Linked DNA regions of Homo sapiens: region 1 is linked to region 2. Evidence: read pairs that join two places in POLR2A ChIA-PET (ENCODE). Cell type or tissue: GM12878. All regions are shown on one strand. Links, peaks and the distances in the headings refer to the core of each region. The heading gives the core; the rest is flanking DNA.

Evidence for each region. ChIA-PET counts read pairs that join two places held together with the same protein. Peaks named below come from ENCODE experiments on the same cell type or tissue, not always from the same donor. Only the 100,000 strongest peaks of a DNase experiment are listed, where the experiment ranks them.
Region 1: POLR2A ChIA-PET joins it to region 2 with 7 read pairs; 2 of 35 experiments call an interaction of 5 or more read pairs at or near these places.

The regions. Positions count from the first base shown.
Region 1 is chr1:225,439,830-225,442,737 of GRCh38, forward strand. No RefSeq gene overlaps it. Among named protein-coding and RNA genes, the nearest start is that of LBR, 13 kb to the left of the region's middle. In GM12878, for the core only: a CTCF peak has its summit at 1,875 (motif pointing left); no DNase peak of the experiment used is centred there; H3K4me3 peaks cover 447 bases; H3K27ac peaks cover 618 bases.
Region 2 is chr1:225,605,592-225,608,499 of GRCh38, forward strand. All of the region lies in intron 1 of ENAH (ENAH actin regulator), which reads right to left. Among named protein-coding and RNA genes, the nearest start is that of ENAH, 46 kb to the right of the region's middle. In GM12878, for the core only: no CTCF peak of the experiment used is centred there; no DNase peak of the experiment used is centred there.

The DNA of each region.
Region 1 (2,908 bases), core at 197-2,696, 170 kb before region 2:
CTCTAAGAGTCTAAATGTATTTGCATCATGCATTTTTTTCAGTACAACATAAAATGGCTTCATATATAATATAGTTCAAAATGTTGTTAATTTCTTCAGGCCAAGGAACATGCAAACAAATGAAGAACTCTTCCGATTTCCTAGGGAAAATACGGTTTGAGGATGGCTTAAACATAAAATATTAACAGGAGTTAATTAACATAGAAGCAAGCTGTTACCTCAAGTTGCTTTCATCTCAGCATAATTCAAGGTGGAAGAGAACTGAGCTTCAGAGTCTTCTCTTCCATGGATTGTCCTTTGCAAAGCAAGAAAACATTTTTCCAATGGTGAATGTGTTAGTAAATGCCAGTGAAGCTATAATTAAGTGATCTGGGTTTCCAAGGAGGAAAGTGAAGTTTCAAACCATGTTTACTGTACACAGTTTTTCAGGGCAAGTACTTTGGACACATAAGACACATAAGCTTTTTTTTTTTTTTTTTTAGGGGTCTTGCTGTGTTACTCAGGCTGGAGTGCAGTGGCAATCATAGCTCACTGCAGCCTTGAACTCCTGGGCTCAGGGGATGCTCCTGCCTCAGCCTCCGGAGTAGCTGGGACTGCATTTTTAAAAAGTATAATGCTACATCTACCAGGAAAATAACTCAGGTGGAGGATGGCTTTTTTCCAATGAGAGTCCATGATTGAAAGAGTTAGAGGAATCCTAACTAGCAGAACTGAGTAACAGAAAGCACATGGACTTTGGAGTCAGAAACACCTGCCTTTGAATCCTGGCTTCTGCGCCTGCACTTGAGATCTTAGGCAAGGTACTTACATTTTATTTTCAGACTGTTTCCTTATCTGTAAAATGAGAAAACTAATAATACCTGCCTTTCACAGAGCTATTGTGGGGCTTAAATTTAACAATAAGCAATCAATAAATAGTTCTGATTCATTGCTTTAACCATTCATTCATTCAGCAAATATGTGTCAAACTCTGACAGTGGAAGAAATTTAAAACAAATTCCAGGACTGCCTGGGATTTTTATGTCTATCAAATGGGATTCAGGTTAGTGAGGGAGAGTGAAGAAATGAAGTGCACTGTTCTTGAGGAATTATTTAAAAGGCTTTTCCAAGAGGATCTACGTGGCTGTAGGACATTTAGATGCCTGGAAAGGCCAGTAAGCCAGCTGGGTGTTGCTCAGAACACGGCCTCCCACAGCAGGAGACAATTTCCCAGTTCTCTGAATTAGTACTTTGGCTGGAAAATCAGCACACTATGCCTGATCCCTGGAGCAATGGACTGAGTATATAGTTATAGCTAGATGAGTTCTTTGACATCCCTAAATTGGAAAAATGTCTTTCCTAGAGTTTGGAAATAGCTCAAAACCAAAACCACCATTTTCCCTAAATCTATTTGTAGTGCTTGAGCCACACGTTATTGTAAAATACAAGGGACCAGTTGGCAGGAAGTCTCTTAGACTACTTGAACATGCTCTTTGCCCCTCCATGTACACACCCTGGCCTCCTCTCCGTCCCAGCTTTTAAATACAGTTAGCAGTAAGAACTCCCTGAATTCACACCAGGGCCTTTAAGACCTCACCCACAGGTCAGTAACAACTAAGGATGGATCTGAGGCTATGGGAACAAAGTGCTCACCTCAGATGGCGAGGGGGTGGGAGATGGGTGCATCTACGTTCAGCAATTGGACTTATGGCTCCTGAGGATCACATTGCCACCCACGCCCATGTTGAAATCAACTTGCTTTGTCAGGCCATTGGCTCAGGCATGTTTCATGACAATTTCATTCCCTCTTGGTAAGACCTGGGTCATTTTTGAATGTTTGCAAACGTTAGAAACTCTGAATACCATGGATTAATAATTGATGACGCCCCTGAGCTCCCTCTACTGGCTCTGCCTCAGCCAGCTACAGCAGGGGGTATTTCTGTTTATATTTCTTTCAAGAAAAGAGTAATTTATAATCCACAAGCAGGGATGATAAGGCAAAGACATAAAAAATGGAGGATTTTTTTAAGTAGTTGGAAGTTGGTGGACACTCCCGGGCAGGCTTTACACTTCCAAGGCAGAAGTCTGAGTTGCGTGTCCTGCTCTTGGCCTGGGCAGATGGTGCACAGCTCAGGAACCCTTCTAGAATGTCATTACTGTGTGCAGATAAAACTGAAAGCAAAGGGGCTGGAACCCTTTCCGTTTGTTCTGCACCTGAAGGAGTTCAGAGAGAATAAAACAATATCTGGGCCATTTTTTTTTTCTGTTTCAAGTCTCTAAACAGAAAGAACAACAACAACAAAAAAAAAAACTGATTTGTACGGGAATCACTCCAGGCATGACAGGATCAGGAGGTACTTTATCCTGAGGTTCCTCTGAGCCATTAATTGCCATGCTGAAGGTGAAGAAACTGAAAGAATGGTTGAATGACCTGCTCCGGTTGACACAGGGAATGAGTGCCTTCTCCTCTGCAGAAGGAGGAACACCCTCCACCATGATGCTCTCCAAAACACCTGCACAGAGCACCCTGCTGGATGCCAGAGCCCTGTGAGGGCTTCCTGGTGCAGGTGAGGCCCGGCACAGCCAGCAGAAGGACTTATCCTGGCTAACAAAGACTTGTGTTACATGTCCCCCTTCAAAACTGGTGCCACATGTCTGTGTGACCTACCTGCTGGCCTCTCACTGCTAACTGAAGACAGGCACTATTTCCCCACCATAGTGGTCTTTTTGTCCTTCTCATGATTTATTGGATGCATAAAACAAACACATGAGCTGGCTCACACCTGTAATTCCAGGACTTTGGGAGGCCGAGACGGGCAGATCACGAGGTCAGGAGTTCAAGACCCATCTGGCCAACATAGTAAAACCCCATCTCTACTAAAAATACAAAAAATTAGCTGGGCATGGTAGCAGGCACCTGTAATCCCAG
Region 2 (2,908 bases), core at 254-2,753:
CATGAGATAATAAAAATATTTGTTATGTGCTGAGCTGTGCCCCTCCAACACCCACCAAATTCACATGTGAAAATCCTTACCCCCATTACCTCAGAATGTGACTGTATTTGAAGACAGGGCCTTAAAGAGGTAACTGAGGTAAACTGAGTATACAGGTGGGCCCTAATCCAATATGAATGGTGCCCTTATAAGAAGATTAGGACAGACACACACAGAGGGAAGATCACTGTGGACAGAGAAGGAGAGCCATCTGCAAGCCAAGAAAGAGGCTTCAGAAGGAACCAACCCTGCCAACACCTTGACCTTCTAGCCTTCAGAATTGTGAGGAAAGTACTGTTTAAGCCACTGGGTCTGTGGTATTTTGTCATGGCAGCCCTAGCAAACTACTACAACACTCTTACCTAAAAATACTGAACATCTTAAAAACCTAAACCTCACATTCCCCTTTTATTATTATTTTTTAATGTTCCTTTTGGATAGATTATGCTTAAAATACCAAAATGGAATTTTTCACAAATACTTTTAATGTTATATTAGACCATTAAAAAAAATACACCTGAATGTGACCTATTAGAATTACCATATTTTGGCCAGGTGCAGTGGCTCATGCCTGTAATCCCAGCACTTTGGAAGGCCGAGGCAGGTGGATCATCTGAGTTCAGGAGTTCGAGACCAGCCTGGCCAACACAGCAAAACCCCATTTCTACTAAAAATATAAAAATTAGCCATGCGTGGTGGCAGGCACCTGTAATCCCAGCTACTCGGGAGGCTGAGGCAGAATTGCTTGAACCCAGGAGGCAGAGGTTGCAGTGAGCTGAGAACGCACCACTGCACTCCAGCCTGGGCAACACAGAGCAAGACTCCATCTCAAAAAAAAAAAAAAAGGAATTACCATATTTTAACATATTAGTTGATAAGCACTCGTACAATCTAGTTAAGCTATAATGTAGTCCATTCAAAATAAGTCAACTTTTGGCCAGATGCAGCGGTTCACGCCTATAATTCTAACACTTTGGGAGGCCAAGGCAGGCAGATCAGTTGAGGCCAGGAGACCAGCCTTAGTCAACATGGCAAAACCTCATCTCTACTAAAAATGCAGAAACTAGCTGGACGTGGTGGAGTGCACCTGTAGTCCCAGCTACTTGAGAGGCTGAGGTAGGAGAATCCCTTGAACCCAGGAGGCAGGGATTGCAGTGAGCCAACATAACACCACTACACTCCATCCTGGACGACAGTGCAAGACTCTGTCTCAAAAAAAAAAAAAAAAAAAAAAAAAAATTATTTTCAATAAACTTAACCAATCACAAAACTAGCCCTTCTCACACAAATCCAATAAAATAACTACGTACAGCCCAAGGTCCTGAATAATGCAGCTGAGAGTGCCAGGCACACAGACCTGTGAAGGCCTCACCACAATAGCTCACCTTTTCCTCGGCAGAGTGGAGCAGAGTGTTTCTTACAAGTCCAACACTAAATAATAAATAATTTATAAATGCAGAGACTACAAACAAACAGAAGAGGACACTACAGCAGACTCTAGATCAGGAGTGTGCAATCTTTTGGCTTCCCTGGGCCACACTGGAAGAAGTGACTTGGGCCACACGTAAAATACACTAACAACAACGACAGCTGATGAGCTTAAAAAAAACAAATCGCAAAACAAAAATCTCATGTTTTAAGAAAGTTTACGAATTTGTGTTGAGCCACATTCAAAGCCATCCTGGGCCACATGTGGCCCACAGGCCATGGGTTGGACAAGCTTGCTCTAGATATAAGCACAATTTTGAAAGCCGAAAAGCAGATGGATTAGAGGTAACTGACTTAGTAGGCTGAAGAAAACAGAAACTGTCTAGCAGAATTACTGAGGGAATGTACCAAGAATAAAGCCTAGAAAAGTTCAGGAATCCAGAGCAGGGTGGGGGGCAAAAAAAAAAAAAAAAAACACCTGGTTGAAATTCTAGATACGGAGCCATTCATCGAAATCCCAGATATCATAACCCAAACAATGCCATCAGACACTCAGCCCATTACTCTGGGAAGTTTACACAGGAGAGACTGTAAACAAAGGCATTCTGAGGGAGGTATGATGGGGATTAAATGCAAGCCTAAATACTGAATGATAACTTACCACCCACCCACCACCCTCCTTTTCCCCAATTCACCACAGAATTCTGGCAGTCAAGCTTAGACAGGAAAACAAAACAGCCTAAAAAAGAGAGACCTGGAGACACTGACAGCTGAGGGTCCCCACGGAAAGCCAGATTCACCAGTTCATCCCTCAGAGAGGAAGACCATGTCACAGGCCCATACCATGGAAAGACTTCCCAACTTGCTTTAAAAATAAAAACTTTTTTAAAAGCCTCAGGCTTAAGTCTGAACAGATAGGCAAGGAACATCAAACATTTAAGAAAACCTTTAATTTGAAAGATAGGAATCAAAACAGAGCAAGGGAAAAAAAGAAACAACGCAAGGAACAGAATCATAATATCCTCAAAGGGTCGAAAAAAAGATACGCATCCGTGAAATAAGAATGATTAAAAGAAACATTCATAAAACAAAAGAAAAGCTTTTCAAATTAAAGACAGCAGAAACTTTAAATCCAATAAAGGAGTTGGAATATAAAAAACAGAAAAAAAAAAAAAAAAAAGACAAAATCAGACAGCAAAGAGTAGATAAAAGAATTCAGAAGACCCAAAAACCCCCTAACAAGGAGTTCTCCCTTTTCAGAGTCCATTACCAAAGAAACAACTTTCTAAGCATTGAAGGGCATGTTTCTAAAATAAAAAGATCCATCAAGGGCACAGCACAACAGACTTTTTTTTTTTTTTAAACAAAGACTCACATTAAGAAATATCATTATAAAATTTCAGAACACCAGGAATAAGAGAAGATCCTAAAGGTTTCCAGA